2 separate regions of the Mus musculus genome follow, and region 1 is linked to region 2. A link is a loop called in an ENCODE intact Hi-C map of the cell type or tissue named here. Cell type or tissue: heart. All regions are shown on one strand. Each heading gives the region's core, and the rest is flanking DNA. Links, peaks and the distances in the headings are about the cores only. Region 1 overlaps Ctdspl (CTD (carboxy-terminal domain, RNA polymerase II, polypeptide A) small phosphatase-like). Region 2 overlaps Ctdspl (CTD (carboxy-terminal domain, RNA polymerase II, polypeptide A) small phosphatase-like).

What was found. A loop is a pair of places that touch in the nucleus more often than their neighbours do. Peaks named below come from ENCODE experiments on the same cell type or tissue, not always from the same donor. Only the 100,000 strongest peaks of a DNase experiment are listed, where the experiment ranks them.
Region 1: a loop joins it to region 2, with 1.8 times the contacts of the local background. A loop is called at or near these places in 2 of 42 quality-filtered maps.

The regions. Positions count from the first base shown.
Region 1 is chr9:119,022,795-119,034,224 of GRCm38, forward strand. It overlaps Ctdspl (CTD (carboxy-terminal domain, RNA polymerase II, polypeptide A) small phosphatase-like), which reads left to right. Exons shown (of 8, transcript NM_133710.3): 4 at 4,143-4,244; 5 at 7,402-7,458; 6 at 10,742-10,834. Gm33645 (a long non-coding RNA gene) reads right to left here and starts at 2,916. Exons shown (of 2, transcript XR_379994.3): 1 at 2,753-2,916; 2 at 56-568. It overlaps Mir26a-1 (microRNA 26a-1), which reads left to right and starts at 9,002; the gene lies at 9,002-9,091. In heart, for the core only: a CTCF peak has its summit at 7,037 (motif pointing left); a DNase peak (open chromatin) is centred at 7,067.
Region 2 is chr9:118,975,247-118,986,676 of GRCm38, forward strand. The region is part of intron 1 of Ctdspl (CTD (carboxy-terminal domain, RNA polymerase II, polypeptide A) small phosphatase-like); the gene reads left to right. Among named protein-coding and RNA genes, the nearest start is that of Gm33645, 45 kb to the right of the region's middle. RefSeq lists an enhancer at 4,240-6,542. In heart, for the core only: no CTCF peak of the experiment used is centred there; a DNase peak (open chromatin) is centred at 5,375; H3K4me3 peaks cover 713 bases; H3K27ac peaks cover 2,428 bases.

The DNA.
Region 1 (11,430 bases), core at 5,914-8,413, 49 kb after region 2:
ACACATACATGCATCACGTGTGTCTTTTGACCTTGCTTATAAAGAAAGAAAGAAATTTTGCCACAAAGAAATTTTGATCTTTTATAGGTAAATGTAATGATCTGACTCCTGTTTCTGTGTTTAGAAAGATTTGCCCAGTCTATAGCCATGACCCATGACCCATGTTCTCTTCTGATCTGCTCCGGTGTTCTTCATCCACTTACAAGGCTTGCCATGTTATTCCGGTGGCCACTCAGTTGCCCTGAGCCTTTACTGAGCCGTCATCTTTGTCACACCGCTGGAATGACCTCCTCAGTAGCTTTGTCCCCCAGCCTTGGGCTGGCAGGTAGAGCCTTCCTCATTGGGAGCTTCGTGGGCTTTTAGTTACAGTCCGACAGGAAGAAATGCAGGGGCTGGGAAGTTCACATTCGTGGAGTGGTAGTGGCTTGAGACAAGCTTGGGAAGATGGTGTCCCCTTGAAAGATGCCACAGGGTCTGTGACCCACGCCCTGTTGTCCCACACTCTGGATGAAGTCACATGTCTCACTGATATGTGCACACTGTGCGGTATAGCAGAGCCATTAAATCTCTGAAAGGGGAGGTAGGAATTGAGTTGTCAACCAGCCTGTGTTCTGTGCTGAAAACATCTAATAAAACTGGAGTATCACTCCCAAACTTTAAGCAACAAGCCATGATGACTTCTTCCCCCTGACCCCCACTTCCATTTTTCTGCCCCACCCTGCAGGTCTCATAAATTCATTTGTACACGTGACTTTGTACATTCTTATTATACTCAGTGGCCCGGGTGTGTAATCCCAACACCAAGAGGATTGAGAGTTTCAGACTAGCCAGGGCTAAATGGCCAGCAAGGTGACTCAGAGGGTCAAGGAGCTTTCCCAGAAACCCTGACAACCCAGGACCCATATAAAGATAGAAGAAGACTTCACAGAATTGTCCTCTGACCTGCACACATATGCCATGACACACACGTGCATGGCATATAGGTACCCACATATAACCCACACACAGTAACAACAGCAATAATGATGATAATGATAATAAATAGCTAAAAGTTGTTTTGGGTTGTTTTGTTTTGTTTTTTATGACTAGCCTAATGGTACAGGCGTCTAATTCCAGAAGTTCAGGAGGCGAGGTAGAGTGAGTTCAAGGCCAGCCTGGGCACATCAGTGAGACTTTACCTTGTTTTAAAAGTCAAGAAAGGGTGGGTGTGGCTCAGTGATGGAGTGGAGGATGGGTGTGGCTCACTGATGGAGTGGAGGGTGGGTGTGCCTCACTGATGGAGTGCTTACCCAACATGGCTGATGCCCTAGGTTCAGCTTACAGTACTGCAGTCAACATGGAAGGCCCTTCCTGATGTAACGGGTATTTTTCTGGACCTTAAGCTTTATGAAGCCCTCACTCAAAGATTTGCTTAACTCTTTGAGTGAATGATTCAAGACCAGCTAAGTAACGAAGCCCTGGGGTGGTCTTACAGTGTCAGTGTAATGCCAAGAGCACAGCTCTCCAAAGGTCATGGTGGCAGACTGGTGAATTCACGCTTCTCTAGCATGGGTTCCTGGGGAAGCTGTGTGCATTTAGGAAAATGGCAAGGGCTTAGTGGGGCCCTCTCTCCTTCACAGCTCCTCAGCCTGGCCTTGCCCTCTGCCGGAAAGTCAATAGCTCGAGTAACAAAGTCTCACCCACCTGGTCTTCTTTTCCGTGCATCATTGGTTCAGGGACATCTATGTTTTTAATTACTCTTAGCTCACATCTGTGAAGTGTGGGTCATGTGTGCTAAGGAGGCCATTTTTAGTCTTGGGCTCGGAAAACCACGGAGCCCCTTTGGGCAGATCCTTGGTGGTTTCAGATCTTCGAGGGGTAGAATTGCTAGAGGCTTGTTTTCCAGGCTAGCAACTTAAACGACTAAAGTTATAAGCATTGCTTTAGTAGTGTGTAAAGCAAGGGGGGTGGACTGGAGGGATGCAGGCTGAACATAGGGGGTCGGGGGCCTGGTGGGATGGCTAGAAAAGGAAAGGTTCTCACCTGTCCACATTCTTCACGGTGAGACTGTATCTGTCTTACATGATAGTGTGATAAAGTCAAAACAAATGTTATCCCGGTCACATGCATACCTACTGCTGGGGACTGCCCATCTCTTGTTTATGTTCACTTGTGGGACTGACTCTCCCTGCACCCAACAAATCTCAACCCTGCTTGTAAGATAAAATGTTTATCTACAAAATTTCTTGCAAGTTTAATGATTTTTCTCTAGTAACCCGCTGACTCCGTTTTTTTTTAATGGTGGAAACAGCCCCCCTCAGTCCCTGAATTCCATGTCAGCTGCCAGGGGACATCCCACCTCCCTTGCTGGTGCTAGGGGGCCCTGGAGGAAGAGCAAGCTTTAGTTAAAGCTGTGAGAGATAGATCCTTCTGGGCCTTTTTGTCTCCATGATTTGGAAAGTTACACCAATCCAGGGAGCATCCTAGAGTTAGGGCTGCCTATGGCCTTGTGCAGCAGCTCTTCTTGCTCAGCCCCTCTGCTGGGTGATCATGGTGCCTGCTTCCTTCGCTAGCCTCCCGACTGTGGTGTGCAGTCACTGTTGGACTAGCTAAAGTTTAATTTTATTTTCAGTCCTGGGACTAAACCTAATGCCTCCCACACGCCAGCCTTTTATCCTATTACTCGCCCTACTTTTTGAGACAGGGTCTAAGTTCACCAAGTGAGCCCTATACTCTGTAGCCTCGACAAGGTTTGAGCTGTTTATCCTCCTACCTCAGTTTCCTGAGTTGCTGGAGTCACAGGCCTGCACCACCCAGCCCAGCTTTAAAGTTGATTTTTTATTAGCTGCCGTTCAGAGGGGGAAGTATCAGCCACTTTAAAGGAAATACTCCTGATTTCAGGCTTGCTCTTCTTGCTTGAAAAACTCTGCTGTTCATTCTTCCGTGGCTGAGTCTAGATATTTAATTATGTTTTGTTTTGAATCAAATATTAAACAGTTTGCAGGAAAAAAATTAACTAGTTAACTTTAGGCACGGAACGTACCACAGTCAATTAAAATACTTCACATTATCTCTGGAATGAGGCAGAGCCCAAAGAAATAAATACTCAAAACAGAGAAGGCTGGCTGAAATTACAGAGCAGTGTATTAGCTCTTTATGACCCATCACAAGACAGCAGTCAGCTGCTGTAAAGACTCTTTGGTGGACACAGCACATGGATTGGAGTCTAACTCAATCTAAGAGGCACAGATGTCCTATCCATTCAGTTTCATGCCACAGCAGCGCGGGTGCCAGTTTAAACTTTAATACTTGAAGTGCAACTGGTTAGTGCGTCTACAGTTTCTCTTCTACTGATTAAGGATGCCTGACATGGGGGCTGAAGAGACGGCTCATTAATTAGGCGTTTACGCCACTCTTGCAAAAGGACCCAGGTTCAATTTCTCACACCCTCATAGTAGCTCACAACTACCACCTGTAACTGCAGTTCCAGTAGGTCTGACGCCCTCTTCTGGACTCTACAGGCACTTGCATACACAAAGCACACATACAGACAAGCAGGAACACATAAATAAAAATACCAGTCATTGAAGGGAAAAAAAAAAAAAAAACCCGCAGGTCCAACCTAGCTCCAAAGTTTCCTGAGAGGTTACAGTGAGTTTTAGGCAAAATACAACCCCAGGAAAAAGGCCCATGAAGTCTAAATAACCATTACAAGTAGATTCTGATGGAATCCATTTTAATAATAATAATAGCTATTAATATTATTATTATTATTAATAGCCACCTCATGCATGCCAAGAAGGACCCTGGCTGGTTTACTGTGGGTATAGCTGATAAGCATCTACCTTACGTGGAGGTGTTATCATCTCAGCTAATTAAAAATAATGTGTCTGCCGTGATATTGAAAGCTCAGACTTGACGCCAGAGCACAGACCCTCACGGTAGTCACAGAAAGGCACTGTTTCAGGGGGGCAGAGTTTCCACTGCAGAACCCTGTTACTACTTTTAATAAAGCCGTGTGATAAGCTTAGCCAGGCCTTTGAGTGCTTGCTTTTGTTCATACCCTCACTAATGTGATCACCGTGGACCTTAGGTTAGTGTTGGGGAATCAGACTCCTACATTGAGCTTATAATATTGATTTTTTTTTTCCCTCTTCCTTTAGCCACCAGCTAAATACCTCCTTCCAGAGGTGACGGTGCTCGACTATGGAAAGAAATGTGTGGTCATTGATCTAGACGAAACCCTGGTGCACAGTTCGTTTAAGGTAAATCCCACAGGCAGTATCCCTTGGGGGTGTATGTGACTTCATCACCATCCCGTGGAAAGGGTGAAAGCTTGTGACTGCTTGTTATAACTTGACTCCTCAGGAAGACACCCCAAGAACTCAGGGTGACGGTTAGACCTATCCTGTTACCCAGGTGAATATGGGCTGCAATAATTGATTATTAAGTCACTGGCTTGAGGAAGCCCATTGGCTGGGCTGCCAGTGTCTCTGAGATCTCACCGTTTCCTTGAGATCTGGGCTTCCCCACTCTAAGCCCTGTAGAAATGCTTTTAGGTTCAAGTGGCACAGGCAATCAGGGCACCAGGATGTGACGTTTGTTGAAGGAACTGGAGCATTGTGCATTTTGTTGGGTGGTGCACCGGGTGGGTAATGTTGAAAACTGTCTGGTAGCCCTGCTGTCCTGGGAATGTTCCCAGATCAATTTTTGAACAATGGTGGGTAATGTGGGAAACTGTCTGGTAGCCCTGCTGTCCTGGGAATGATCCCAGATCAATTTTTGAACAATGTCCAACTGGAAGGACGCCTTCCAGAGTTAAGCATCCGAGTGGCCTGGGCGTCCATTCTGATCATTCTCATGCTGGGTTTTCTTGTGCCCTCACAGCTGACAGAGCGCTCACCTTCACAGCCCATCCCAGTGGGTGCGGAGCTGTGGTTAAACTATGTGAAAATGAAAGTCAGGGGCTTTCTGATCTCTATCCCTGCTCCATCTCATTCGGGAGGGAGCGGCAGTGGCTACATTGTTAATTCACCGCTCCAAACAAGTAGAGTTGTTTAGAAGAGACAAATGCTGGCACATGTGGGTGAGTGGTGTGTTGGGGAGAAGCAGGGGGCATACGAGCTTGGTTCTCATCTTTCTGGACTATTCCCTGTCAATAAAACTATTCTACCCTGGTCAGTCTCAATATGTTCCTCATGCCCCACTGCCTTGGGATGCCTCTTACTTCGCTGAGAGATGCAACTGGCTCCACCCATGATGAGTGTCTCAGCGTGAGCCCTTGTCATTTCTGGCAGGTCATCAGGCAGAAGAATCATTAGATTTACCTCGCATCTTCTCAACGAAGGCTCAGCACGAGGCCAGGAGGCCATCTTTAAGGGCTTGGGAATATAGATAACCTAGCAGTGAGAAAGGACCTCGTTCTAGCTGCTGAGGCTTGTAGGACCACCTCATTACCCAGCATTCCAAGGGCCTGGCTCTTCCAGGATTGTGTTCCTGGGGCCACAGTGGCCTGGAGTGCAAGCTTGGTTCTAAATGACATTGCAACATTTCCCTTCTGTGAAACAAGCAACTGGGGGCATCAAGCCTTTCAGAGCAGGGGTCAGCTTCTGTCGCAGCATAGAGAGTGCCCTCCCAAGCAGCTGCGGACAAGCTGCCCAAGATTACCAAGGGTTCCTGGCTCCAAGGCCAGGCCTTGGCAGCACTGGTGTCTCTGACCAGAGGGCATGGCCTCCCCAAGCTGTAAATAAAACTCCCTCATTTCTTCTCTGGCCTCACTACTTTTTAAAATTATCTTTTACTTTGTTTTATTTTTCTATTTTTGCACTGAGTGTGGATGTGTGGGTGACACAGCATGTGTGTAGAGGTCACACTACACGTTTAGGAGCCCGGTCTCTCCTCGCACCGTGGGTTCCAGAGATCAACGCATGTCACCAGGCCCTGTGTAGCACTGAGCTATGTCTCCTTGCTGAGCCATCTTGTGGGCTTGGACCAGGCTGCTTTTGCAAGTGGAATGTTCCTCATGATATTTAATGTTTTCTGAGCATTTCAAAGTCTCTTGGGGATGTGTCCACCGTGAACCCCTCTCACGTGTGACTCCCGAGTTCGTGGAGTCGGGAAAAGCTCCGGCTTCAGGGTGGTATCATCACGCAGTGCGTGGGAGTTCACGACCACACTTGGAAGCTAGGAGCCATTTCTCCTCTCTTACTTCACCCCGTGCAGAGGGATTTCACAACCCAAAGCCTTTGACAACTTCTTCTTCAGTTGTTTTCTCTGATTTTCGTAATTCTATATTTCGGTGGTAACATTATGAAATTTTGAATTCGTCCCTCGCCTTCCTGTCCTGGAAACATTAACTTCGGGCTTAAGTAGCGCTCCCGCATCTGAGCATTTAGTCGCGGGTCTAGTCTACCGCAGTCCACAGTTTTCAGTGTATACGTCAAGGGAAATGTGTGGTGCACTGAGGGGCTTAGATGTAGACCCGGTTTACAGTCTGACCAAAGGTTCTGCATGTCCTTCACCACCCGGTGGCCACCATATGCCCAAGTCGCTCTTTCCCTAACGTCTGCAGGGTGACAGTTCTTTTGAGCCTCTCCGTTAAGTTTTCTAACGTGTGGGATTCCATTTAGAACTGCTTATGAGCCCGTTGTTCAATGACTGTGACTGCTGAGGTAATATTTTATTTTTCAAATGTGTTTAATACTAACCAAGGGTTAGGTTAAATGCCTGTGAAGTTGTAGGTAAGCTGTCTTGTGTTTCTTAGAACAGAGCAGTTAGGCTGGCCGTCCTCCAATCCCAGAGTAGGAAACCAGGCCAGGCCACCAGGCAGGGCCTGAGGCCTGATGGAGCCGTGGGGACCCATCGCACCCACCACCATAACAGTTGAGGAGCAGATGCTGAAGTCCAGAGGGGAATGTCTACCCAGGATATTCGCCTGTGGCATCTGGCTTTCCGCCTGCTGTGGCTCTGTCCTCTGAGCATCCTGTGCCAAGCTGCCCACACTCTGAGTCCAAGGACAAATTGCTTTTCCAGTGGTAGTGACAACTGGCCAGCAGGCATTCATCTCTGCCCCCTGGTGGCCATCAGTGGTCCGTCCCCGTCCCCCCGTCCCCCATCCTGTCTGGGCTCCAGGCTGGAGTCTGAGCAGCCCCATTCTCTTGCCAGACTATGCCACCCTTTGCAGTTGAGGCAGGCAGGTGTCCAAGAGATTGGGCTAGATGCTGGAACTCCAGGACACTCAGGACAGGAAGAAATACTCCTTCCTACATGTTTATTTCAAGGACCCAAGGCCTCTGCCAGCATCCTTGTGAACTATTTCCTGCCATCGTCAAAACATTGGTCCAGGCAAGCTTCTTTCTTGCTACAATTTCCAATTTTCTCTTTCCTTTCATATGTATTAATCACAATTTCTTTTCTCTCTAGCCCATTAGTAATGCTGACTTCATTGTTCCTGTTGAAATCGACGGAACCATACACCAGGTAAGGAACCAGAGTTAGCCTGCAGTTCCAGAGAGCATTTTCTTGTAACCACACTCCCTGGGAACATCATTTTTTCAATTCTCACTTCAGTGGCCATTTTATTCTAACTTCAGGAAACAAACTTTGTATAATAAGTATAGTAAGCCAGGCATGGAGGCAGAGGCAGGCAGATCTCTTGAGTCTGAGGACAGCCTGGTCCACAAAGCGAGTCCTTGTACAGCCAGGGCTACACAGAGAAACCCTGTCTCAAAAGCTAAATAAAAATACTGTGAATGATTCTCTGCCTCATGCATGCATTTGCTTTTTACCGTGTTTATGAGGACCCTTTTCTGTTAATAAATATTAGGTATGATCTCTGATTTGATTTCAACTTTTAGGAGCCTTTGTGCAATCCCCTAGTTGTCCCCACCGCTGGCCGGGTTTGACATCTGGTCAACTTCATCATGCATTTGCTTTTGGCTTCTCCTAGCAACAGGAAAATGCCACCAGTCACCCACTGACGGAGCATTCTTGGGAAAAATGTCCACTTTGATGCCAACTGCTCCCGTGAGAGCTTCTCTGCCCATGTGGTTTTCTCCAGTGTCTTTTTTAGCAAATACTCAACCCAGAGCAAAGGGGAAGGGTGTGTTAAGACCAGCAGGGTGCTGTGCATAAATTGTCATCGTCAGCTGGCATCAATCTTCTTCCGGTTTTTGGGGTTTTCTGTTTTGGGGTTGTTTGTTTGTTTGTTTGTTTGGGGGAGTTGCTTCTTCTTTATTTTTTCTTCGTCATCAGCAAGCTCTTCTGGAAATGACTTCGTCTATGAATACATTAGAAACATGGTAGAAAAGCTCGCCTTGGAGGTTAAGGTAGATATAGTTTTGCCACATGTTTCTTAGGAGTGATGGGACAGACTGTCTCCCCCATCAAACTCAAGGCCTTAAGGGGAGAGTATCTGGCCTCATATCCCAGGAAGGGACAGACATTTCCTGGTTCCTGGGCCACACAGGATGTCATTTCTTAACGATGCCAATAAGGCTCCTTAACTCTTGAGTGCAGTTTAGAACAATCCAGGGCTGTGAAATCAGCTGTTTTAGCCATTCCGTTGCCCAGACAGAAGGTTATATATGACAATCATCAGGATAAGATTTCCTGACTCCTAAGCCAGGGCTCTTTCCTTAGACTTGGTTCCCCCTGTCTCCCTTACCCCCACCTAGCTCTCTATCCTGTCCTACAGGACATAGGACCTGGGAAGGTTTCAGGCACCTGGTCACTTACCATTCACAAAGCACCAACTGAATTAACTCCACCCCCGCCATGCAGTTAGGACCTCTGCGCTGGTTGTTGTGTCTAAAGTCGAAGAGTCCTTGAGGTGAGGCTCAGGAGGACTGCCCAAGAAAATAATTCTTCACACCACGTGGCCACAAGCACGTCCGGAGTGCAGGACCCACCCCGGCTTCCCTTGCCCCTTCTCTTTGGCAGTAGACACCCCGGGCATCAGGGCTGGGAGCAGAAACTCCAGAGAGAAGGAAGGTACAAAAGCTGGAGGACCGAGGCCCTGGCGAAGGCCGTGGCCTCGTTCAAGTAATCCAGGATAGGCTGTGCAGGTCCCAAGGGGCCTATTCTTGGTTACTTGCACGGGGACGCGGGCCTGGACGCCGGCATCTGGGCCCAGGAACCTCCTTTCTGCTAAAGGCGGCAACAACAGAGTTTCCCCCGTCCATCTCCAACCCTTTGCCTGTAGCCAAGCTTGCTGGCCAAGCAGTCCTCCCGGAGACTCAGGACCGGAGGCCACACCCAGTCACTGGCACCAGCAACAACGAGTGTTATGAGCAAAGCAGGTCCTGCAGCTGCTACAGCCACACAGCTCTGCCCTCAGCCTAGCCCAACACCCCAGCTCAGCAGGATCCTGGTGGCACCCAGGATAGACCACCTATATTCCTCTGGCCCCTCTCTCCACCCTCAGCTGCAGAGCCAGACCCCCAACCCACTCCTAAAGCTAGCCAGCCGCTTTCTCTCCAGGTCTTTGCCCTAGGAAGCGCCTTTTCCTGGCATGCTGCAAAGCAGTGTTTCCATCTAGGAAGTCTGTCCTGCAGTGTGTTTTCCTTGCATGGGGTGCAGTCTTGTGTCTCCTCTCCCTTTCCGCAGCCCCCTCCCCTGCTCTGTCTGCCCTTAGAGGCCCTGTGGCTTACTGCTACCTTTAGCTCTTTACCTTAACTGCTTCCTCCCTGAGCAGCCTCCAGGGCTTCTCTCACTGCCTATGGTTGGCTGTGGACACAGGCTTTGGCCCAACACAAACCCAAGTGTTGTGACGCTTCCGATCCTCACGTTCACACTTTGCTCGGGTTGGAGGCTCAGCTCTCTCTCTCTCTCAGCGTGTGAGCTCCTCTTTATTCAAGGTCAAGGCCAGATGTTGCTTTCTGAGACGCCCTCTGGAAGGGAGAATTATCTTGAATGAATACCCCACTGTGAGATTTCTTGTGTTCACTAATTTCTGTCAGTGTGTGCTCAAGACTGAGTGAGCTGAGCCGGCAAGGCCCACCACACGAGTCTCCAGAGGATTGGGGGCTCCAATTCAGCCTTGTAGCTGAACTGAGCACAGCGCTGAGACCTGGTAATTATGTTTTATTTTAAAGATGTAGCTAACTTCTAGTGGAATTTACTCAAGTTTTAATTGGTCCCTCCCTCTGCCCACTGCCTCTCCCTGGCTTTGCTTTCTCTCTTCCAGTTCCTACACATTCCTTTAGCCTCCAGAGACTGCAGCCTGGGTGTTAGGTGAAACCAGCTGCTTCGCAGGCCTGTCTGGTCTGATCAGAAGGATACACAGAGCCCAACTGTGGGAAGCAGCCCCTTACCCATGTGAAGTGCTTTCTGTACCCCTACACAAGCAGGGTGACCTCCATGGTGTCCACTAGAAAGTTTTCAAGTGCATTAACCCCAGGGGGCAGGGATGTTCAGAGTTGGAGGCCGCAGCTAGTCCTAGACTTCCAGAAGGACAGCACCTAGGCTGTGGCCTGTGGCCACATAGGGGCTGACTCAGCAAGTGCCAAGTGGATGCATGAGCAACTGCGACTGGACATGGCACAGCTGTGCTCTGCTTACTGGCTCCGAAGATACTCAAGAACCTTGACGACGTGGTCGGCTTTCCTTTCTCTCTACAAGGGTTGAGACGCAGAACCTAGTGCAAGCTTCAGTAAATCGTACATAGGCCTGGCAACAGGAGAAGGGCCCCTTGGCAGTTCTTCCAAGGCCCACGCTGTCCCTGGATGCTATGACTGACAGCTCTTGTCTCCTCCCACCGCAGGTGTATGTGCTGAAGCGACCTCACGTGGACGAGTTCCTCCAGAGGATGGGGCAGCTCTTTGAGTGTGTGCTCTTTACTGCCAGCTTGGCCAAGGTGCGTCCTTTTCGTCCTGCATCCTGTGTCCTGCATCCTGCGTCCTGTTCCCAGCCGTCATCCCAACCTCTCCACCCTCCACCACACCCCCCAAGCTGCCAAGAGCCCTTTGTTAAGGTGGAGGAAGCTATTTTTACGGTGACAGGTTCCCACCCCAGATGCGATAGATGCAGGCCATGTGCACACTGCTAGGCTGAGAGGTTTCTGGTTACCATGGTGACTGGGAGCATTTGGAACAAATGCTCCATGAAGTTGCTTTATGCAGCCACCTGAAACCAGTTATCCACAGACAAAACCACAAGACCCGTCCATTGTGACTGTGGATGGATGCAGGTGTGGGGGAGTCTCCCTCACGCATTGAAGAGCAGCCAGATTTTAGAGTCCCTGTGTCCCCGTGTTTGATGGCCACAGGTTTCAGGGAGGAACAAGTTAAGAGGCAGGTGTCAAGTGTCACTGGCAGGCACAGAATGTTGGGAGTTCTGATAGCCTTGGGAGCTGAATGGTTTCTGGTAAATTCCTTTACCTCTGGCACATTGGTTTCTTCTTGTCTAATTGGGGATAATTCCATCTGCCTGTTAGAGTTCATTAAATGAAAT
Region 2 (11,430 bases), core at 4,277-6,776:
GCAGCTTGTGGGTCAATGCACAGCTATTTCCGTATGTGGGCAGGGTGGGAGAGCACTGTCAGTTCATGGAGGGCCAGGGCCTGGCGGGCTGAGCTGTAGTTGCATGGAAGGGCTCTTTCCTTCCCTCCTCCTGCTGCTTCCCCCTCCCCCGCCCTGGAGAGCTGCAGATTTGTCTTGCAGACCCACTTGAGTCTACTTGCCTGTACCTGCTGCACGGTATTTATCCTGAGCACTGATTCCCTTGTATTGTGAAAGCCCGGACTTCTCACATCTAAGGTGTAGCCGACAGGTATGAACCACTAGGCATTTGGGGAGTAGCTCGGGGGAATGTAGACTGTACTGGGGAGGAGTAGCTTTGGAATGCACCCTCCGGAAAACAGATACCCACAGTTCCAAGTGATACGGAAGCCCGCTGTTTTCCGAGGCTTGAGTCCTGGAACAGGATACCGGTAGGAAGGTATCCTTCAATCAAAGAGAAGATAGTACAGGCTGGCAGGTGGGGACAGAGTTCACAGGCCAGCTCTACCCTCACCTGTTGCTTTCCACTGTGATCCCTTTCCAAGAGTAGAACCTTTCAAGTCGGAGGACAGGCGGATTAGTTCTTGGGCCAGATGATTTCTGTCCGTCCCCAGAGCTCTTCTCCACCCTGTCTGTGTCCTGGATGCTTCCCAGTAGGGAGTCCGTAAATGGGCTCCCGAGCTTCCTGGCAGCCTCCTGTGTTGTTCTGCTTAGTGGACGACAGCAGGGAGAGAGAGAAGAAAGCATCCCTTCTCCCGCTCCTCTCTGTGACGGACCAAAGATCCGGGCACCTGGCACTATGTCAATTTCTGGTGACCTCTCTTTCCTCAACCCATCCCACCTAGGGTTTAAGTGCACTCCTGAGCCTGGTCCCAGAGTCCTGCCCCAAGCCCCATCTATAAATGGCACCTCTTGACCTCCTCCCATTCCTCATTTTGAGAATGCCATCTGTTTCCTGCCAGAACCCTGGTGGATAAGATTCCTAAGATCTGTTCAGATCTGAAGGAGGGTGAGTGTGTGGAGGGAACAGCCAGCCTCCTGGGGCACCTGCGTTTCAACAGTGCCTCCCTGATGGTTTACCATGATCCTGGGAGACAAGGCCAGGTCAAAACAGACCTCTAGAGCAGAAGTTCCCAGGATGAGGGAGTAGTCACTGGAACCCTGGTACGCACAAAGTGTAGGACTTGATTTCCAAAGAATGAGTAGAAAGAAATGGTGCCCAGTGGGGTGGGGAGTAAGCAGGGGACCACCCTACTGAGGGTGGCTGCTCACACTGTCCTCTTTGTCCTTGGACCTTGAACTTACCCGCTGGGTTTTCCCTTTGTTTCTAACCAAAAACGTCTCTTATACTGACCATGCACAGCTGCTCTGAGGTTCCCATGATGCTGTGCACGCCTGCCTGCTGTGTGGACCGAGCAGTCTGTGTGGACCTATCTGGTGTAGGTAGCATAGGAGAGTTGTGATCATAAGCCACCCTCCCCTCGTTGTGATGATGTCATAGGGAGCCTGTGGCCAAGTGGGTCACCATCTCTGCCTGGCGCAGGCACTGGCAGAAACTTCCTTTCTCCCCTGGAATGTGCAGTGTGTGCGTGTGTGCATACACACACACACACACATGAAGCATGATCTCAGAGACATCAGATTATACAATCATGTTGTCAGACAGCAGCCATATCCTCCTGACAGATCCCCTTGAGAGCCTTAGGACCGTTCACACACAGCCCTTCTAAGAATAGCTGCTTCACAATAGGCTCAAAGGAGAACGGTAAAAATTAAGAATTTTTAAAAGTTCAAACATTCTCAGTTATCAAAGTGGGCACCTTTTAAATAGAATTACAGTCTTAAAAATTATGCCACATGTAATTTTCTCTTTAAAAAATAGAGATTTAAGGACATTTGTCTTACCCTCTTGACCCGGTTAATAGTATGCTTGGCCATATGCATACTATGACATGCATGCATGTCGTATGACAGGAGATGCTAACGGAGTGAATGATAGGCATCAGGCAGGCCCGGAAAAGACGCACCATTAAATGCCTTGAGGAATATGCACTGTCCGGGTCTCATTTCCTGATGCTGTGATAAACCTCTAACAAAAGCAGTATGGGGGGGGGGGGGAAGGGATTATTTGGTTCATGGTTCCAAGTAACACTCCATGAGAGCAGAGGAGTCACTGGGACAGGAGCTTGAGGCCGCCGGCCACATCAGGTTCAGAACGAGAAACGGAGAGTAGAGAATATGTGCATGTTTGTTGTTCAGCTTGCTTTCTCCTCTGCTATACAGTCCAGGATCCAAGCCCAGGGAATGGTTCCGCCCACAGTGGGCAGATCTTCCTACCTCCGTTACTCTAATTGCTCACAGACATGCCGCCTACAAACCAGTCTGATTCACACAGTTCCTCATTGAGACTCCCTTCCCAGGTGCAGCTGGATGTGTCATGTGGACAGAACTCACTCTCACACACTGCCAAAGGACATTCATCCCACAGATGTTGGGACTCATGCATATAGCATTCTTGAGTAAATCTTAGGAGCAGGGCATAGCAGGGAAAGCTAGAATGAACCATACAAACTCGCTTTCCCATAAGCTAAACGCAGGTGCTCATAGAAAGGCTGTGCGCATTTTGGGAGCAAGGACACAAAGAGTGAATTCACTCTGATCTCATCGTGAAGTTCTCCTGTGGATTCAGGGAGGTGGAAGTTAACCTGTAGGGCTGAAACGGAAGCTTGCATACACAGAGGGCCTTGGTGTGCTCTCAGCCATGCGGCACGTGGTAAATGGAGCCCTCTGTTCTTAAGGTAGAAAACAAGCAAAGTCCTCAGTGTGTTTCTGAAGAAGTCTGAAAGCCTGTATGTCTTCCCCATGACCGTGTAGCAGCAAACCACAAGTGGTTAATGGAACAAAAGTCCCTTTTGTAGGGTCAGAACACAAACACAGCACAGGCTCTGCCTAGAAACCCGCATGAAAGGAAGGATGCTGGGAGCCACCCTCCGGGCTTGCTTCTGAAAGGCATCACCTGGGAGCACCCGCCAAGTGTCAGTCACAGCGTGCAACAATACTCGAAACGTGGATGTGTGATTAAAAACTGGCCCATAGAAAGTGGCGCACCTCCAACAGTGCACTCTCTCTCCCCTACCCCCGCTAACTGAATAGCCAGCATCATGTGTCTGTATAACCATGTCTCACCTAAGCTACATTTCTGTATTCCTTATTGTGTTATTCTTCTTCCTTGATTGTGTGTGTTTGCGTAGTGTCTATGTCTGTATGACTATGTAACTGTGTGTACATGGGTGAGTGGGTGTGCGTGCAGATATGTGCACTTGTGTGTGGAGACCAGGGGCTCACCACTGAGTGATTTCCACTGTTGGTTTGTTTCTACCTGATCTTTGGAAGTTGGGGGTCTTTCCCTAAACCCAGTACTCACTGTGTGGTTAGATTGGCTGGCCAGCATGCTCCAAGGAATCCACCTGTCTCCACACCTTCCTTATACTTCCCACCCAGCATTAGAGTTAGAAGTGCAGGTCCATGCCTCAGTTGTATGTGGGATGAGGGATTGAAGCCAGGTCCTGGTGTCTGGCACTTCACCCACTAAACCATTCTCCCAGACCACCAGTTACTCTTTTCTAACCTTCAGTGAACTGAGTTTCACTTTGCTATAAAGACAGTGTCCATGGGGCTGGAGAGATGGTTCAGTGGATGAGAGAACTGGCTGTGTTTCTTCAGAGGTCCCTGGTTCAATTCCCAGCACTCATATGGCATCTCACAGCTATCTGTAACTCCAATCTCAAGAGATCCAACCCCCTCTCCTTGCCTCTGCAGCATGCATGTGCCTGGTACACACACATGCATGTAAGCAAAGTACCTTTATACATGAAATGAAAAAGCAAAAAATCTCTTTAAAAAAATTATATGCATCCTTGTTAGAGACCAGAGTTAGTGGCCAATAATGTTTTATTGGGTAAATAACCCATACTTGCTACATTATTGGGTAAATAACCCATACTTGCTACATTATTGGGTAAATACACTATACTTGGTACGCATCGTGCCTTTCCTATCATATTTATCTTCCTGCCACAAGTCCCGCTTCTGCTAACTCAGAGGACATACCCATGCTGCGTATAGCTTGCTCATATTTTAACTTAAGCCCTCAGTATACTTTCGACCTGAGATATGGAGTAAAAGCATAGACAGTAGCATTCGTGAGCTGGTGTGGGAGCATGCACCTTTGGGCTCTCAATTTGAGACCACCCTGGTCAACATAGTGAATTCAAGGCCAGGCAGGGAGGGCTACACAGTGAGATGCTATCTCGAAAAAAAGAAAGAAAGATAAAAAAAATCTTTGATTCTTAAACAGGCTACCAAATTGTTCTTCAAAAGAATAGTAGCAGCCAAGCGTGGTGGCACATGCCTTTAATCCCAGCACTCAGAAGGCAGACCTAATTCTGTAAATTCAAGGCCAGCCTGGCCTACGGAGCAAGTTCCAGGATAGCCAGAGCTATTACACAAAGAAATCCTGTCTGGGGAACGGGAGGGGGGGGGGACAATAACAACAACAAAACAGAATAATAGCCATCTACCTACCTTTCCCCTAGAGCTGTGTTGTTATACCAACAATTTTTGGAGTTTTCTATTTTGTTGGTAGTGCTACTTACAAGGCTAGCTAGCTAAGCTACTTTGTTAGAACACGGGTACTCCATAGCCCAGGCTAACCAGAAGCTCGATTTGTAGCTTGAGCTAGCTTCCCACTTCCATCCACAAGCCCTCGAGGCTGGAATTCCAAGCATGAGCCACCCCACCGTACCCAGCTAGATATTTTTCTTTATAAAGGAGACTCGTGCTAACTCATTGGTTTCTCTGTTTATTTTGTTAGCCAAATAAAAATCAAGATACCCTTTTTGGCCAATTTCAAGAAATCTCACAGCATTCCATAGTGAAAACCACACCAAACCAGGGACTTTGAAAGCAGACAAGCCAGGTCCAGGACCCTGCCCCCGTGAAGTCCTAGGTACACATCCCTTGAACTCTCTGTTCTCTGCATGCGAGATGAGAAAACGCAGACCCAGCTTCCAGGTGTGGGACTGAGGCCATAAATGGACACCTACCCAGTGGCCTTGTTGCTTCTTGCCTTCTGTAGCCTGGGGCTGAGCAGGGGAACTAGGTGGCTGCTTTAGAGAAACAGGCAACCTTCCTGACTCAGGACTGCCTGTGGCCTGCCCTGAACAGCCCGGAGGCTGGCTGCTTCCAGGCAAGGGCCCCTTCACAGGCTGCGGCTGCCTCCTGCCAGGAGCTGGGAACAGAGGGGCTGTTGTTCTGGCGTTTCTGGAAACCAGCTTCCTGTTTTTCCTGCTGTGCCGTGTTGTTTTAATCTGTAGCAGAAGGAAAGAAACAGCACTGGGTGGGTAGCCTGTGTCCCACAGCCCTGCAGTGAGAGAGTCTGGTCCTTTCCTCCAGGGACTCTGTGGCTCACAGTCCTAGAGCTCTGTGACCTTGAACAGGGTCCTGATGCCAGGTTACCATGGGGAGGGAACACAGGGACAGCACCTTAGCACAGCCTGTAGCCTAGGATTCACAGTGTCTGTGTGAGCTGCTGGGGCATTTAAAATATCAGGCTGATGAAACAGTAAGCTTTTAGAGAGCCAGGGAGTCACACGTGCCTGCTCACGTCACAGCCCTGGACGAGCTGGGCTCCTGGGTTCACTCACCAGCCACAGAAGGGACTCTAGGCAAATGACTTAACCTCCCCACCTTTCAGGTTTTTGCACCTACAGGATGGGAAAGTAACAGTAATTACATCACTAGGTCATTGTGACATGTAAATCGGGTCTTGAGAGCTTTGGGTCCCACACTAGCCAGGCAGCCTACAAAGTTTTCTTGCTAAACACTGAACCCCATGGTTCAGAGGTCAAACTTTTAGTCAGAGACCTGGCAATCCATTTTAAAGATAGTCTAAGGAAGTTTCTCAGCTCACTAGAAGTCGATAGTATGTCTTAAAAATGCCACAAAGAGTGTATCAAATGGGTCTCTAAATGTTAGTAGTAAAATACAAATATTTTCTTCCTATCTGCTTGGATTTATAGAATTCGGGGGTGTGGGGAGTTGGGTTGGTGCCAGCATTGGTGTTCCTTGGTTTCAGGAAAGACACAGGCTGCCTTGCTCCTTCTGCAGAGGAGGGTTTGAGGTACTAGCTCACCATTTCTGAACGTGATCTCTGGTGTCGGGTGGGTAGACTTAGTATGATACATCCAGCATCATTCAAGGATTTCCTCGGAGGTACAGAGTGGATTGAGCACGTGGCGGCCATTTAAATCCCGGGGCGCCGGTGCTAGTCTTCAAAGCGCATGCGCAGGAATGAGTGCCGTGGCGTGGCTTATTCCTGAGGAGAGCTGGATGTGGTTACGGCGCCTGCTGTACCTCCTCAGTTACCTTCATGTCCACATCTGCCTTCTCGGGTCTTGGAGCAGGGGATGCTCTGGTTTTACAACAGGACAGAAACAGTAACACAGCTGCACTTCACTGCTCATTTGAAACTTCAGACCGGAGTCAGGACTGCAAGGGCATGGCGTTTCAATGTTTGCTCCTTTTTCATATCCACTCCACCACTGCTCTGACTTCCTCTAGTACCCCCTTCTCCCTTCCAACTTCATGCCCTTTTATGTATTTATTTATTTATTTATTTATTTATTTATTTATTTATTTATTTTCTTGAGACAAGCTCTCACTGTGTAGACCAGGCTGTCCTGGTCAAACTCACAGCGATTCAGCCACCTCTGCCTGCTGACGGCTGAGATTAAAGATGTGCTCCACCGTGTCTGGCTCCTCCTTGTTTGTTGTTATAGTAAAGCCAGAGACCCATATTCGGACCATACACTGGAGCACCGACAACGTACCAGCAGCAATATCCCCAAAGGAAAATGACTCCCTGCTTCAGCAGCCATCAACTATAAATAGGTCTTCCATCAAGAGTGGGGCCTCAGGGGCTCCTCCCCCTGTTCATGGTGAAATTTTGACTGGCTTGATCTTGTGCATGTTTTGCACTGACAGCCATATCCACTGTGAGCTGATGGGTGCAGCAGTGGCATCCTCGTCCAGAAGCCGGCATGCACAGCTCTCCTCCCCATCTATCCTGCAGCTCTCACATTCTTACATTCTCCCCTCCTCCTTCCCTACGATATCTGCTGAGCTTCGGTTGGAAGGTTGATAGAGTTGGTTCATCCACCGCCCAGAGCTCACGGTTATTTATATCGGCCCATTGACCGAGTTCTGTCTGAGTCTCTGCGATAGCCACTAGCCACTGGCAGGAGAACACTGGGGAAAGTGACAGAGATCTGCTGAAGAACAAGTTTGTTCTGGTTGGTTTGGTCTAACGTGGCACAGGGTTTCCAAGGCAGGTGGGTAAGGGCAAGAATAAGAAGGTGCTTCAAGCAGCCGCACAGGGCGCAGGTTCTGGTGTGCTGGGGGTTGGAAGTCTGGTTAAAATCACTGGGCCACATGCAAAAGATGGTGTGGGAGTAGGAGGGGAACTCAGTAACAAGTTTGGCAGGGGGGATGAAAACGACTAAAACTTAGTACGCACGCACGCACGCACGCACGCTATTGTCAAACAAACAGAAAAGCTCTGTCCTAGAGCAGAGCTCTTTAATTGTGCCTTCGGAAGCATCTTGGTGAGGGGCACGGATCAAATATTGAGCTCCTCCAGAAGTGAGGGTGTGTCTGAGTGCCAGGGTGCTCCCAGAGGGAGGCCAGATCCTCCCTGCAGTCATCAGCCAGACTCCCTCCCTCCCATGTATGCATTGAGGCCTAAATTGCAAACAGGGTTTGGAACAGAGTACCAGGGCTTTGGTTGGCTCTAAGAACATTCTTTATAGGTGGCCATGAACTAAGGATTCTTTGTTTAAGAATCAGGCCCAGGAAACCAAATAAGGATTAACCAGGTTGTGAGCTACACCAGCCAAAGATGAAGGGTCGCTGTGTGTTCACCGAACAGGAAAGGATGGTGGACTGGACGGTATGCGGGTGTGGGTGAGGTGGGCTGTGGGATCACTTGCTCTCCAGTAGCAGTGCAGAGCAGGGATGTATTAGTTATCCTTTGGCAGGCTTAATAAGGGAAGCTTGAAACCTTGGTGGATTAACATTGTACCCATTACACAGATGCTTCCCCGACCATCTCTCCCCAGGGATCCACAGATCCAGTTCATCACTCCTCCATCTTGTCTTCAGTGGCCTCAGAGCCCAGCATCTGGCTCCACTGTGTTGTCTTTAGTTGGTTCTACTTATTAAGTAATTATATGAGCCAGATGCTTCTGAAGGGCTTTGCAGGCAGGTTTTCAATTCATCTTTATGACCTTGCTCTCACAGGTAGGGGACCCAAGGCTCCAAGAGTTCAGGTGGTTTAGTCAGAAAATTCACAAGCATGAAAGTGGACAGAGTAGGGACTCATGCCCATATTCCCAGCATTTGGGGGATGGAGTCAGGAGAATCAGAAGTTCAAGGCCAGCTTGATCTATATAGTATCAAATTCTAGGCCAAGGTTGCATGAGATCCTATGTAAAAAGAAAAAAAAAAGTATGCAAAAATTAAAATAATATTTTTAACTGAGGTCTGTCTACCTGACCCATCTACTGTGTTATGAACTCCCCGCTTTTCTTGTAGACTAGGTCATACTGTGTAGTCCCAACTGACCTGGAACTTGCTACATGGCTAGCCTTGAACTCACAGAGACCCACCTGTCTCTGCCTCTTGAGGGGCCCCATACTACTGTGCCTGGTTTATGCCTTCTAACTTGGCAATCAAGGCAAGACTTAGTAACCGATGTCCCTAGGCTGCCTGGAATATTCAGGATTAGAAGGACACCGATCTCCAAATCCCAGATTCCCCCCAACTTAAAACAAACAAACAAAACCAAACCCTGGCAAACAGGAAAAATCCCTTATTCTGACTTGAACTCTAACTTCGGTGGCCTGGCCCGGTGCTTCATAGATAAGGTGGCCCACACTGGATGCTGAGCCTTGTCCCAGTAACCCAGAGAGGAAGCGCGAGCTCTCCAGGAGCCCAGCTCTGCATATCCTGGTACCCCAGGCATTTTCTGGGCTTTTTATTTGTTGCTTCATTTATTAGTTCTTTGGCCCACAGAAAGTTACAGTAGCCATCGGCACAGTGTCTGACAGCCATTTGCATATTTGCGTGAATTTTAAAATCAGCTTCACTTCCCAGTCTCCAGGAAATGAGCAAAAACTGTTCTGGTTTTCATTAAAATGGCATCGAATCTGCAGTAGAACAATTTGTAAATATTCCTTACAATATTGAACCTCGAAATCCATAAAGTTCCTGCAAATAACATTTGGAAATTTTCCTATGGAGGAATCTAACGTATCTAGGATTTGCTTTTATATATTTTATATTTTTTTTATGTTAGCCTACATCCACAACTTTGAATTTCTTCCCTTTTCTAAATGCTTTCCGTGTCCTGTGGGGGTGGGGGGGAGGAGTGTGTGATTTACGCATGTGTGCATTTATATGTGTGTGCCCATGTGCGTCACATGGGAAGGCCAAAGGACATTGAGTCCCCTGTCTCACTGACCCTGGAGCTAGGCTGGCTGTCAGCCAGCAAGCCTCAGTACCTGCCCCACCCAACCCCCAATGTGTGACCCTGCTGCCCTTTGCCCCAAAGTCCCACCCCAGTGGTCCCAGTTATAATTATGTGACCACACCCACCTTTTTATATGCGTGCTGGGGATTTGAACTCGCTTGCACAGCTGGTGATCTGACCCCTGAACCATCTCCTAAGCCCGGCTTTAGAACTAACCTCTGTCTCCCAGCTAAATAAGTGTGGAGCTTCTCATAGATCGTCAATGCGCAGCATCCAAGCAAGCTTCCCACACACACGTTTCCTATAGCACTCCTGTAGCATGATGCTTCCACCAGGCAGGGGCAACTTCCTTGTCTCATCCTTGATCTCAGCAGGAAGCCGTCGGTATTTCAGCAGGAGTGTGATGAATGCCTGAGTTATTTATAGAAGTCACTTATCAGACCAGGAAGATCCTATCATAAATGGCTGTTGGCGGTTACCCCATTCTCTTCCTCTGAATCTGTGAATAGGGTCATTTGCTCTTCCGCCTTTATTTGCATACGATGGCGTGGAGTCATGGGTTTGGGTGCAGGCTTGGTTGGACTCAGAAAATGACTTTGATCCTGATTTCTGGGAAGCCATGTCCAAGATGGCTTCTATCTCTTTGGAAAGAGTACATGTAGCATTGATGATGTTTGGGTCTTTAAACATTTAGGAATTTTCTTTCCTGTCTACTGTCATTTTATATTTTCATTAAGAAGTCAATTGTTGGGCTAGGTGTGGTGGCTCCTAGGTATAGTGTAATCCCAGCGCTTGGGTGAGAGACTGGAGGGTCTCTGGGAGTTCACAGGCCAACCTAGTCATCATCAGGAATTCCATGAGGGTTGTCCTGGGGACCGAACTCAAATTATCAGGCTTGGCAAGCCACACGCGAGTGCGCTTTTGCCTCCTGAGCCGGCACACAGACCTCACCCACTTCCGTTTCCTCTAACTATTCCCTCTCTTCCCTTGGACTTGAGTCGCCACAGGCCTGTTAGTCCTGTCACTACATACCTTCTGTCTGTCTGTCTGTCTGTCTGTGGGTGACAGGGTCTCATGTAGCCCAGGCTGGCCTTGAACTCATGACCCTCCAGGCTCCACCTTCCCAGGGCTCAGAGTAGGGACCTGAACAATTCCTGGCTCTTCCCCTCTGTGTGTTCCCAGCTGCTCCGTGTTTTCTCCCTTTCCATTGGGTTTGGAGCGGATTCTGCCTTGTGCCCTCTCCTTGTTCCTCATGTTCTTCTTGCTGAGCTTTTAAGCACTGAATCTTTGCTTCCTCCTTGTTTGTCACCGTCCACAATTTCTACGTGTCCTTCTAGCTCTGTTCTGTTTCTGGTTTCCCTGGAAACTATTTTTTTTTTTACCTCTTTGAACCCTTGTAAGTGTAATTTCTTTTTAAAAACTTTATTTATGTGTGCAGAATTTACACGCGCATGTGCTGGGTCGCCTGTGAATGTAGAAGCCGGGGGTTGGTGTTGGAGACGTCTTCCCCTGTCGCTTCTTCATGTTTGTGTCGGGATCTGTCACAGAGCCTAGGGCTTTAGGCTAATTGACGAGCCCCAGGACCCTAGTTGTCTCCACCCCTACCCCAGTGACAGTGTTACAAGGGTTGTCCCAGCACACTGGCTCCTTACGTAGGTTCTGGGAACCAAATTTAGAACCTCCCCCTTGTACAGCGAGCATGTCACCCATAGGGCAACTTCCCCAGCCTCAAGTTTAAATTTTAAAAATTCCATGACTGTTAACCCCGAACATTTGTCTCCCTTAAATGTTGTTTTCTGTTGCCCATAACTATACTTGGAATA